Regions from separate parts of the Homo sapiens genome. Here region 2 is linked to region 1. The links are chromatin contacts, found by Hi-C in ENCODE. All regions are on one chromosome and are shown on one strand. Each heading gives the region's core, a stretch centred on a gene start or an enhancer-like site at or near the end of the contact. The rest is flanking DNA. Distances are from core to core; before and after follow the strand shown. Region 1 holds the start of CYP26C1 (cytochrome P450 family 26 subfamily C member 1). Region 2 holds the start of FFAR4 (free fatty acid receptor 4).

What was found. A loop is a pair of places that touch in the nucleus more often than their neighbours do. Pooled maps may share reads with other maps.
Region 2: a loop to region 1 is called in a map with no recorded cell type, with 4 times the contacts of the local background. The contact joins the promoter of FFAR4 here to the promoter of CYP26C1 in region 1. A Hi-C loop is called at or near these places in 1 of 37 single-sample maps with no recorded cell type and 6 of 50 pooled maps.

Annotation. Positions count from the first base shown.
Region 1 is chr10:93,057,881-93,064,271 of GRCh38, reverse strand. CYP26C1 (cytochrome P450 family 26 subfamily C member 1) reads right to left here and starts at 3,474. Exons shown (of 6, transcript NM_183374.3): 1 at 2,805-3,474; 2 at 2,038-2,262; 3 at 1,277-1,552. The coding sequence starts at 3,008. It overlaps EXOC6 (exocyst complex component 6), which reads right to left. Exons shown (of 22, transcript NM_019053.6): 22 at 4,782-6,049. The coding sequence ends at 5,917. RefSeq lists enhancers at 1,294-1,463, 1,474-1,593, 2,547-3,456.
Region 2 is chr10:93,562,609-93,568,999 of GRCh38, reverse strand. It overlaps FFAR4 (free fatty acid receptor 4), which reads right to left and starts at 2,335. Exons shown (of 3, transcript NM_001195755.2): 1 at 1,713-2,335. The coding sequence starts at 2,279. RefSeq lists an enhancer at 2,095-2,933.

The DNA of each region.
Region 1 (6,391 bases), core at 2,225-4,724:
AACAGCTTCCCAGCTTAGCTCCTGGCCTGGCATATGGCTGGGCTCAGTAAATGGTCGGGGATATGTCCACTGTCCACAAACATCATTCTGTCTTGATTATCACAATCCCCCTCTGAGCCACAGCAGAGTTACTGTCATCCTGAGGAGAGGATGCTGAAGTTCAGAGAGGTCAAGCAATTGCCCAGAGTCACACAGCTGTCCATGTCCATGCCTGGCACAGAGCCCAGTGCGGCTAGGGTCAGCCCATTGCCCTTTCCCTGTACTAGGCTCAGGCTGGGGTACCTTGATGCACCCAGCAAAGCTCTGACTTAGAGGACACTATTGGATTTGTAAGCATTAGCCTCTGTAAGAGCGTGGGCAATAGGGGATGCCTCTCCAGAGTTCAGGGAATAGCCGCAGCAAAAGCATTCCCCCGGGGAAAGCACTGTAATTCAGCACTTGAGTTCCATAGTCGGAGGAGATGAGGTTAAAGTCCTGTTCGTGCCCCTACTAACGGTGTGATCTTGGGTAAGTCAATAAAATAAGTTTGGCCAATAAAATGAGAATCATAACACTTTGCAGGCTGCGAGGATTAGATCAGAAAACGTATCCACGGTGATCAGCCTATAGCATGATCCTTTACACATATTATTTTTATGCAGGTGACTGAAAACCAGGGAATCAAACAGTGGGAAGTCCCAGAATAGGGGGACCAAAAGGCGGGATGGGGCATCCTAGCTGCTCTCCGGGTCCTGCCCATTGTTCTGAAGTCTGGAGAAGCAGCAGTTCTCTGATCCCGAAACCTAGCGGGTCCAGGGCTGGTGGAGCTGACGCCCACACCCCTGGGTCCGGGGCTGGCGCTGGGCTGGACCGGGGCTCATCTGCAGCCCTCACGCTCTCCTCGGTTCCGCAGCCATCTGGGCTTCCGAAGAGGTGATGGAGGCCGGCCCCAGGGGCGCCGCTGTGGGAAGGAGTCCGACCGACTGGCAGGACGCCTGCCACCGAGACCCCAAACTCTGGCGGCCCGCGCTTGCTCAGGCTGGAGCGCGTCGCGGCAGGCGCGTCCCACGGAGGTCGTGTGGCCAGCCCCAGGTCACACCAGCGAACCAGCACAGAGGCCAGGCCCAGAGCCCACCGCCACGCCACCGCCACAACGCCTCCCACCCCCGGGCCCTGCCGCCGTTCCCAGCAGAGGTGACGGACGCGCGGGGTGCGCCGAGGGCGTCCCGTCTGGGTCTGGGAGGCCCGCCCGCGCCGCGGAGCCTCGGAGGAAGGTCTGGAGCCGGGGCGGCCGTACCTTGCGTAGGCCACTGAAGGGAACGTCCAGAGGCAGTGAGAAGAGGTTCTCCACGAGCTGCTCGAAGGTCCGGGCCAGCGTGGCGCACTGCGCCTCGTCCAGCCGCAACCCCAGCAGGATGCGCGCGGCCATGCGGAAGGTGAGCGCTTTGGAGGCGTCGTAGACTGAGACCGGCCCGCCCGCCGCGCACCAGGAGCGCACCTCATGCCGCAGCGCCCCCTGCAGGCGCGGCACGTAGCGCTCCAGCGCGGCGCGGCTGAACACGCGCGCCAGGACCTGTGGGAGCGCGCGTGATCAGCGCTGGCGGCGGTCTGGCCTCATCTGCTTGGCGATTCCGGAGTAGCCAGAAGGCCAGTTCCGGTCCTTTCTCCCTCTTCCAAGCGGCCCAGACCTAAACTTCCTGGCTTTTGCTTTCGCCATTTCCCCCAGTTCTGCTCTGATGCACACAGTCCCTCCCAACCATCCAGGCTCCAGCTGCCATCTCCTCTAAGAAGTCTTCCCTGGCCCCTTTCTAGGTCTGAGTCTCCAGCGCTTCTGCTATCACAGCCACGGAAGATGGGAGATGAAAGAATCTTTTAGCGCAGTCCTAACTTTATAAACCGAAGCTGAAGGTAACGGACCCGCCCAAGGCCACCCGCTAGTTACCAGGGACCTTGGTCGGGTTCACAGTGTATCCAACACCGGGGCCCCGGCCTGGCCCATGGCAGATGCCGGGGACCGCGGATCCGACGTATCTACGGTCCATTCCCGTTTCCACTCACCTTGCGCCGCCGCCGGTGCGGCTCGCCGACCGCACCTAGCAGTGTGTGCGAGCCCAGCAGGATGTGCGCACTCTGCGGCCACTGGCTGCGCACCAGGCGGTGCTCGCCCAGCAGGATGGTGCGCACGTTCTCCGCGCCGCTCACGCGGATCACTGGCCTGCCCAGCAGGTGCGTCTTGAACACTGTCCCATAGCGCTCTCGGCGAGAACTGTGGAAGCGCGAGCCCTGCGGGCGAGGCGGAGGGTGGAGAGCTGGAACTTCTGGGCCTGGGCTGGGATCTGACCCAGACCTTCCAGCTGCCTTTTGATCACAACTTCCTGTCCCTGGCTGGCGCGTTTACAAAACAAGATCCCCAGTGGGCCTGGTATCTACTCTACGGGAATGTACATGCTCCTGTTCCTATTGGTGAGATGAGGAAACAGACTCAGAGTGAAGAAGTGAGGGCCCAAGGGCTCACAGCTGGGCCAAGCTCCAGGCTCCTTTTCTACCCTTGCAGGACGTGCTCCTCAGACCCCTTCCTAAAACCCCTTATGTTTACCCCCTGCGTTGTGTCTGGGAGTTGCTCTGGGGGGAATTCCAGTGACTTGAGGTCCCTTCGAGGGAACGGAGTATCTAGGTAAAGGCGAGAGTTGTGCGCGCTTCCCGGGGTCGTGGGCGATGGGCAGGGACTGGCTACAAATCCCATGGGCATTGAGACTGAGGAGGGTCCAGTGGGAGCCGGGGGAAGAAGGGACCGTATTAGCGCTCGGGGTCGAAGGACTGCTCACCTGAACTAACCAGTGCAGCGTTTCGCCGAAGAAGGGCCACCCCATGGAGCCCTTGGGCAGAGGCAGGGTGGAGGCCCGGTCCCGGCTCAGCATCCAGCGGAGGGTCCAGAGGTGCTGGGCCAGGCTGAGCAGCAGGCCCGCGCACAGGAGAGCAGTGCCCGCCGCCCCCAGCACTGACAGGCAGCTCAGCCCCCAAGGGAACATGATGAGCCCGCGGGGGCCAGGCCGCTCAGAGCGCAGGGAGAGCAGGGGACGCAAGAACCGGGGCGCGAGCAGTGCGCAGTGCTCACCTGTTCCGTCCGCAAAAGGCCTGGGGTTTGGGGGCAAAGCCCGAGATTTATAAGCTCAGGCCAGAACTCTGTTCTAAAAACAGACGGACGGTGAAAGACTGCAGTGACCGTGCGCCCTTAGGGAACGTGCCTTCCTCGAGGCCGGCACGCTCAGGACTTTTTCCTGGCTCCTGGGCCCAAATGCCAGTCCCTCTCGAAGGTGCCTGCTGCCTCGGGAACGCTCACTCCCGGCTCCGCGGGGCACCTCCCACCTCCTCCCGGGCTCAGCACCCTTTGGATAGAAGAAGGGAAGGAGGGCGAAAGAAGAGCAACTCACCAGTGTTGCCAACCTGGTCTGCAGACCCCCGCCCCACCTGTCCCTCCTCCAGTCGTTTAACCCTTCTTGGCCCACGCTGGACACGTTTATATAGATATTGGCTCCCCCCCTACGGACCGATCCCGGTTCACACAACGTGACGTGTCTTTGCATATTTAAAGCGCTCCACGCAGAGTGGTGATTGGAGGCGGTGGGCAGCGGCGCGCTCACGGAGGGGCTCTGAGTAGGGAGTGGCAGGCGCCGGGGCGGCTCGAGCTGGGCTGGGGGCTCGCCCCGCGAGCGTCCTCGGGCGGGGCCTGCGGGTTCGCGCCAGAGCTTCCCCGCTCTTCGCAGGCGCTCAGAAAGTGGGCGAACCCAACGCGCAGAACTGACCCGGGCTTGCGCCCCGCAGTGCTCCTGGCCCACCCCCGGCCGCTGGCTCCCTCTGCCGTCCCCGCCCTCGAGCTTCTAGGTGCCTTTCTCTCGCCACTCCAAGGTGAAAGAACTGGGCTTTTCTCTCCTTTGCTCCGACTATTTCAGGGAAACTGCAGTCGTCGACGCCTGCGTTGGCATCGCAAAAGCCCAGGAGGGATAGCGCAGCCGAGATTCTCCGACAGCTCCCCACCTCTCCCGGCTCTCTGATCTACCACGTCAGGTATCCTTCCAAAGATGGCAGTTCCACTACTGCCCTAGGCTTCATAAAGACGTCCTAAGCCTCCAGAAGCGGATACCCACGAGCACCTTTCCGGTCTCAAGGACCGAATTCATCCTTCCCTGCACATCCTTCCCTCCCTCCCCCGAGTTTGCCCGACGACTCTTGTCAATCTACATTGTTGCGTTTTGGGCTTTGTGCGTCCCATTCAAGGGTTCCAAATGCCTCAGGACTCACTCGTTCTTGTCCCTACAGTGCAACCTGGGGTGTGTGTGGAGGGGTGCAGGGTGTTTATATTATTGGTAAGAGTAAAGAGGTCCCACAGTGGTCTCCTCCAGGCAGTGCAAAGGCAGTATCTCTCTGAATCCCGGGACGTCTCAGCCAAAGCAGGGAAGACACCCCAAGTACGCTGGAAGGCTGGGTAAGGCGCGAAGGGCAGCCCCATTCCAGTCTTCAAAGAGAGCTAGCTGTTCACCGCTCCTCTCCTCCAGATTTCACCGTGCCTGAAGAACTACCATGCTTTTCATGTAATATTTTTAAAAACATTAAATACTTTGGATTAAGAGATGATCGAGAGAACAAGTGCGCATATGTATATATATGTGTGTGTGTGTGTGTGTGTATGTATATATACTGTTTTGGTGCCACTCCCATTCCAGTAACTAGGAAATAATATGCCTTTTCTCCAGGAAGCACTTGTTTTAAATCAGTAAGCTCTGAATAGACAAAATAGTAATGCATTTTCAACAACTTGCTCAATATTTTTAATATTTCATCACAAAATCCAGAGATGTACATATAATTCTTTACACTTATTTTACAGAATCAGGCATAGTTTCTTACAGGCCTAAATCCTGAAAAGGCAAAGGGAAGATTCAGCATAAATACAACAAAGGGAGAATAAAGACTGGATTTATATTGCCATTTGGACCACGGAAACATACACAAAGGAAAATGTACATTTGTTTTAGGTTTTCCAGAGTTCATTTGGTTTGGCTTGTTTCCACAATGAGGATAAAGTACTGAAATCTGCTATTTGAAGAAAGTAACCTGACCCCTGTGGTAACTTCTGTGTGCAGGAACCATCTACCCTCGCACAAGCTGCACCTGAAGTGGTTAGCCCCATTTAGTTCCTGTCCTCTCTTTTAACTGGAACCAAACCAAACCAAACAAATCCAGAATGGGGTCACCTACAAGCAATATAGTTAGAAATATTAACCCTGATGAACAGAAACAACACTGCATCTTTAGAAAATCCAAAACCTTTTGTTCATATTCAGAACGATTAAATTAAACCACCCAAGTAGAACAAATAATTCACATTCTTACTGAGTTAAATCAAGTTTGATTTCAGGCAGCTTTTAAGATTTGTCTATTTCCCCTTCAGAATTAGCAGAATTAGAAATTTTGGTCTGCTTAAATCACATTGAGGTGAAAATAAAAGCTAAAAGTCAGAAAATGGTAGTGAAATACTACCATATCAGACATGATTGAATTCCAAAGCCATATACTGATCAAAAAACAGATTATCATTCAAGTCTAAATAGAAAAAAATACTTATGAGTAGAGGCATATGTTTTTCAAATGTATTTGTAATCAATTTCATGTATAATTTGTGACAATTTATGTATTACACTTTTGCATTTTCCCCTAAAAGTGAAAAAATGGTCATTTTTTTCCATATATAAAATAGTATTCGATTATTTAAAAATCCATACAAATGATATTTATTACTATTTCTTGTTTAAGCCCTCATGTATCTTCTCTATTGTATTTTTGGATTCTGTAAACAAATTACTGTATCATGACCAATACTTGCTCAAGATCAACATTGAATCATGGATTTGGTGTCACTGAGTGCAAGCCATGTGAGGTCTACATGTGCTGGGACATACCATTCACCAAACTTCTCAGCTGTTTCACGACTGTCTCTATCAACTTCTGTTTGTCTCGATCATTCTTCCTGAACTGAGCAAATATATTGTTCTTTTTGCTAGTATCCTTCATCCTAGAAACATATGTGAATGAAGAAGCTTGGTAAAAGAAAATTAAAAGCTAAGCTGTCACAAGTAAAATATCTTGGCATGCTCTGAATTATCCCACACTAATCCTATGCTTGAAAAATATAGTTCAAAGAAAGTAGATACTAAATAAACATACAGATATAGTAACCATGCAAAAAATTAGAAGCTTTATTTTACATTCTATGTTAAGTGGTATTTTTGCATTAGTATGTACATCTAAAATATGCTAGGTTTACTACTATCATACTATTTTCTAATATTATTCCACAAAGTATGCTAAAATACATACCCTGTATAGACTCTGCTAATCATATTCATAGCAAGAT
Region 2 (6,391 bases), core at 1,086-3,585, 510 kb before region 1:
AAGCCTGTCCACTAAGCCAGAGCCCTTGGTCTGCCCATAAATGGCACCCACCAGCTCAGCTAATCCTGGCTTCTCTGGGCCCCACTTGAGTGGACATGGCCACAAGCTTGCATGTTATTTGATCAAGTGCCACAGGCTTGATGGGGCTCCTGCCTATTAGTCATTCAAGCTCATAAACAAACAAACACCCCACAATGTATTCCACACAAGCATTAGAAACAAGTGTTTAAGTTTGATTTATGTTTAAAAAAAAAAATCTCGCACAGGATACAGGAGGCAGACTCCATCCATCCTACCCCCAATAAAAGGGCTGTGTGAGAGACTGGTCTGGGAAAACCCCCAGAGAAGCTCCACCTCTCTGTCTCAGGCTCTGGAGGGTCACACAGTCAGGGGGTGTCCCTGGTGGGCTGTGTGCATCTCCATAACCAAGCCTTCCCCTGGTGACATGTCATTTCTCCCTCCCTACTCCCCTCTCTGACCACTTCGAAGGTCCCTCTTTGGGACCGTGATTCCTGTTTGTGCCACGATTACTCAGGGCGCCCCATATTCACTCCTAGGTGGAGAGGGAGCTTAAGGGTAGGGGGTTCCAGGCCGGAAAACCAGTGACCCCGGCAGGGAAGGGGAGGCCAAGAACCCAGCCACGGGCAGAAGCTCCTGGAGGCTGAGCCCCCAGCGCACAGACCTAAGTCCTTTCTCTATCTCTCTCCGCGAGGCATGGAGAACCAAACACACTGGGAAGACAGCCAGACGGCGGCCACTGTCCTCCACCGTGACTCCGCGTCTAGATTCCCTCTTCCGTGTGGATCCCGGCGCACGAACCCTGCAACCACCGGGCAAAGCGGCAAGAGAAAAAGACCCGAGCTCGGGATTCCGGACCGCGGGACTTGAGGGGAACAGAGCCAATGTCCTGCACTATCCGCAGAACCTTATTCCGATCATGGTCACTCCCACCCCTATGAGCTAATAATGACAACTATTGACCCGCTATGTAAAACAGAGCTCGTCGGTCCAGCCTCTGTAATCTGCACATTTCAGGCGCCCAGGACACCTCGAAGGTCTAGTGTAATCCTTCCGTTTTGCAGCTGAAAAAACTGAAGACCCCGGAAGGGAATTCTGTCACAAGTCCCCTAAAGACAGCATTGCATCTGGGGTCCCCGGGTCTCACATGCCTGTCCGCGCGCTTTCAAAGCAGGACCATAACCCAACCCTGGACAGGAGCCCAACTCCTCCTTGAATTACGGGTAAACTTCTGGAAGGAGCCCATCTCCTCCTCGAATTACGGATAAAATACTCTGGGCAAGTTATTATACACTTCGGTGTGCCTCTGGTTCTCATCTGTGAAATGGGTGTGATAATAACAGTATTGTAGCACCTGGCGAGGAATCATGATTCAATACAAAGTGTTTGGCCACCCTGCACCCCCAAAGTTCCGTCTCGCTCCTAAACTACTCGTTAATTAACCTCGCAACAGTCATTGCATTTTGCAAGAATTTGGGGGACTCCACTTACATCATTTAGGAGGGCGTGTGCACAGCGTTGTAGTGAGATTTAAGAGATTAAACTTCACAGCCATGGGCACAAGATTTGGCACAACGATTAAGTGCAATAAATGGCTATTGTTGTTCTTGATCATCCTCATCCCAGCTTCCGTCGGGGCCCCGCTTCCCAGCCTGCGCAGGACACCTGCCCGGCACACACAGAGGGGCGCTCACCTGGTCGGCGCCGGGGAGCCGTTGCGGGACGACTCGGAAGAAGACGCAGAGAGGCAGAGCGGCGACCGCCGAATAGCCCCAGATGAGCGCCAGCAGCACTGCCCGCGCCCGCCGCCCAGGACCCCGCACGCCGCGCTGCAGGTGCACGATGCACACCATGCGCTCCAGGCTGACCGCGGCCAGCGTGAGGATGGTGACGCTGCCGCTCAGGGTCATCACGTAGAAGAGCAGGTGGCAGGCAACGGGGCCCAGCAGCCAGGCCTCAGTCCAGCGCACGGCCAGCACCAGAGGGATAGCGCTGATGAAGAGCAGGTCCGCGCAGAAGAGGTTGAGTACCAGGCAGGCAGTCGCGCCGCGGCGTCGTCGGCGCGCCACCAGCACCAGGGCGCACACGTTGCCCAGCAGCGACACTGCAAAGATGAGCACCAGCACGGTTGTCTCCACCGCGGCCAGCACCAGCCGGTGGTCGCCCTTGACGTCGGAGAAGAAGGGAAAGCGGGTGCGGTTGGCTTGCTCCAGGCTGCGCAAGGGCGCGTCGCCCGCTGCCCGCGCGCATTCAGGGGACATTCCCGGCGCCTGGCGGCCCGCAGCGGTCTGAGAGAGTGCTCATCTGGGAGGCGACTGAGTGCCAAGGCGGGGAAAGAGGGAGGGAGGCGGTTGCGACATCTCGCCTCTGGCCCCCTCCCTTCTGAGGAGCGCCAGCACTGGGTGCAGGGAGCTGCACCCGGGGCGCGCGGGAACCAGGAAGTGCCCGGCAACACTGGCCGCGAACACCGCAGCTGGCCGGGGAGGTGGCGGCCAAGGCGGAAGCCTCGTGCCCTCTGGCCCTTTGAAAGTGTATCCAGAAGCCAGAAAACTCACTTAGCGAATTCCTCGAGCCCCCGCAGGGCCTGCCCAACCTCCTTTATTTTTCAGGGACACTGGATGTGCGAAGCCTTTTGTGAACGGATTTAGCTAAAATTGATTTAAAAGGGTCAGAGCTGGCCTTTGGAGATTATTTTGGCCTGTGTCGTTCAGGCTTTACTAAAGAAACTCCATGGGTCTGGAGGTAGATCCTAAAACAACTTGTAATGAGTCCATATTTTTTGTGGGGGAGAGAGGGAGTGGAGATCTTTTATCACTACTTAATAACAGGTCTTTAGGTGGATTATCTACTCCCTCTACCCCAGATTTTTAATCTATAAAATGGGAATAATAATACCCCATTAGGTTATTGTGAGGCTCACCTAGAGTTTTGCACACTTGGCACACAGTAATTACTCGTTAAATGTTATCAAATATTAGTTATTGTAACTAAAATGCATATACATTTTGCATTCTGAACAATGACATAAATGCTTTCTTATAAAAAGAGTGAGTCCTTCCAAAATTTTTAATAAACTTGCCATCCAAGGAAGACAGATATTTCAAGGCTGGCAGATTCACACACAAGCTATGAATGTGCCCCAGGTGCCACAGTTTGAGGAGCACTGGGCAATCCAGTCCCGTTAGAGATAAGGAAACTGAGGCCCAGCCAGAGTGACTTGTCTAAGCTGTCCTCTGGTTAGTAATGAAAGCCAGTCACCTGTCCCCGTCCCACACATTTCCATCACACCACTGCAGTCTCGTTTTCTGTAAATGAGGAAGCTGGAGATGGAAAAGTATGCCTGTGGCCTAAGATCCAGTGGCCACTTCCCCAACCAGCCACCCTCCTGCCACCCACACCTTCACCCCCTCTTCCCTCTGCCATATTACCAGGCCTCTCCCAGTTGCCCACTCTGTCTTCTAATTGTCTTTCTTAAGGTTGGGTCTTAAGAAATCTAAGCACTGACTGGGCACAGTGGCTCATGCTTGTAATCTCAGCACTTTGGGAGGCCAAGGCGGGTGGATCACTTGAGGTCGGGAGCTCCAGACCAGCCATGGCCAACGTGGTGAAACCCCGTCTCTACTAAAAATACAAAAATTAGCTGGGCATGGTGGCAGGTACCTGTAATCCCAGCTACTTGGAAGGCTGAGGCAGGAGAATTGCTTGAAACCGGGAGGTGGAGGTTGCGGTGAGCCGAGATCAGGCCACTGCGCTCCATCCTGGGCCACACAGCGAGACACCATCTTAAAAAGAAAGAAAGAAAGAAAGAAACCTGAGTACTTCAGGCTGGTTGCGCCAGAGTCTGAAGTACTGTCTGGGGAGGGGGTCCATTTGTGTGTCTGCTTTTCACGGTATCAAACAGGTCTGAGCTGATGATGTGACTTCTAACCTGAGAAGTAGATGCTCAGCTTGAACATTGACTAGGTTCAAGTTGAAAAACAGAACTGGTTTGCTTCCTGAAACAGTTGAAAAAGGGCAAAAAATTGAAATAAAGGGAACTCAGACAAATGGGGTTTTGGCAACTGTCTGATTAGGGTCAGGGGATATTAGTGTTTGTGTGAGGGAAAGGAAACTATAGGTATATGTATGTGTGTGTGTGTGTGAGAGAGAGAGAGAGAGAGAGAGAGAGAAAGTAAGAGGGAAAAGCACAGACAGAGACGGAGAGAGATTGATTACATCACAGGCTGATGTGATGAGATAGACACAGAGAGGTTTCCCTAGAATGTACAACCAGGGTGGGCTCTTTGCACTAAAAGGCCTTCTCCAACATTAACCTCCTGGGTTCTACCAATGGCAAAATGTTGAGTGCAGAGGCTCATAAACTTTCTCCATTCACTGCACCTTCATGGCACCCCTAGGCAAAAAGAAAAACCAAACAGAAACGTTTCATTTATTAAGTAGTTGGGTCCAAACAACTTAATAAGACTTTATGTCCTAACAACTTAGTAACTATCTTGGAAAATAATAATACATATAAATTGGGGTAAAAATTTTATTGTTTCATTTTTTTTTTTTTTAATTTTTGAGAGGGAGTCTCACTCTGTCGCCCATGCTGGAGTGCAGTGGTGCCATCTCAGCTCACTGCAACCTCTGCCTCCTGGGTTCAAGCGATTCTCCTGCCTCAGCCTCCCGAGTAGCTGAGATTACAGGCACCCACCACCACACCCAGCTAATTTTTATAATTTAGTACAGATGGGGTTTCACCATGTTGGTCAGGCTGGTCTCAAACTCCTGACCTCAAATGATCCACCCACCTCAGCCTCCCAAACTGCTGGGATTACACTCACCCGGCTTGTTGTTTCATTCTTAAATAACCATAGTGAGGCTAAGTGCAATGGCTCACCCCTGTAATCCCAGCACTTTGGGAGGCTGAGGCTGGAGGATCACTTGATCCCAGGAGTTCAAAACTAGCCTGGGCAACATAACCAGATCCTATCTCTACAAAAAAAAAAAAAAAAAAAAAAATAGCTGGGCATGGGGGCTTGTACCTATATAGTCCCAGCTTCCTGGAAGGCTAAAGTGGGAGGATGGCTTGAGCCTGAGAGGTCGAGGCTACAGTGAGCTATGGTCATTATACTCCAATGTGGGCAACAAAGCAAGACCCTGTCTCAAAAAATTTTTTTTAAAAAACCAACAACAATAGCTTCCTGATGGGCTGGGTGCACTTGTTGTACTCTGCACAGTTTTTCAAAACAAAATCATATTGAGCACTGCTCCATGTTGATTTTCATGCAGTTCCTGCTTTTTATCACAGCAACTCCTAAACACTCAGCTTTGTAAGGTACAATGTCATGAATCTAATGCTGGAACTGTGAATTACCTAGTAGAGCTAGCAGTTCATGCAGAGCCGGATGGGTGTTGAGTAGTGCCATTTCCCTGCAGTACCCGAGCCCATGTGGGCACTAGCCTTTGGGGACCAGAGCCCTGGCAGGACAACTCACTGTGTGACCTTGGGCAAGTTACTGTAGCTTCTTAGAGTTTCAGTCTTCCCATATATGAAAGGGGATAGTGATAGTACTGACCTCGTAGGGTTTGGGGAAGATTAAATGAAGTTCCTTAATGTAAAGCATTTCGCACAGTGGTCACTGAGTGGACACTGTGGGTCAGACTCTGTGGTCAACACTGTATATGGATTATGGACACAACTCTGCTTGCTGACAGTCCCAGTTATGATATTATTATTATTATTATTATTGGAGACAAGGTCCCACTCTGTCACCCAAGTTGGGTACAGTGGCATGGGCATAGCTCACTGCAGTCTTGAAGTCCTGGGCCCAAGTGATCCTCCTGCCTCAGCCTCATGAGTAGCTGGGACTACAGGTGCATACCACCATGCCCAGATAATTTTTTTTATTTTTTGTGAGGTGAGGTCTCGCTATGTTGCCCAGACAGGTATTGAACTCTTGATCTCAAGCAATCCTCCCACCTTGGCCTCCCAAAGTGCTGTGATTATAGGTATGAGCCACCATGGCCAGCACCAGTTTATGAAATTATTATTAGAACCTTTTTCATTCTCAAATTGCCCTGGTTTGGAGGATAAAGTATATGGCCATCCTTCCTTTGTGTTTGTTAACTCATTCAATTCCCCTACAAGTTGCAAACATTGGGATTTGAACCGAGACAGTCTGACTCCGGAGTCTTTGCTCTGAACCGCTAGAGCAGTGCATCTTAACTGGGGGAGGTTTTGCTGCAACCCCCACCCTCGGACATTTTGTCATGTCTGGAGCCATTTTTGGTTGTCACAACTGGGAGATTGCTACTGACATCCAGTGTGTAGAGGCCAGGGACGCTGCTGCTAACATCCTACAATGCACAGGACATTCCCCACAACAAA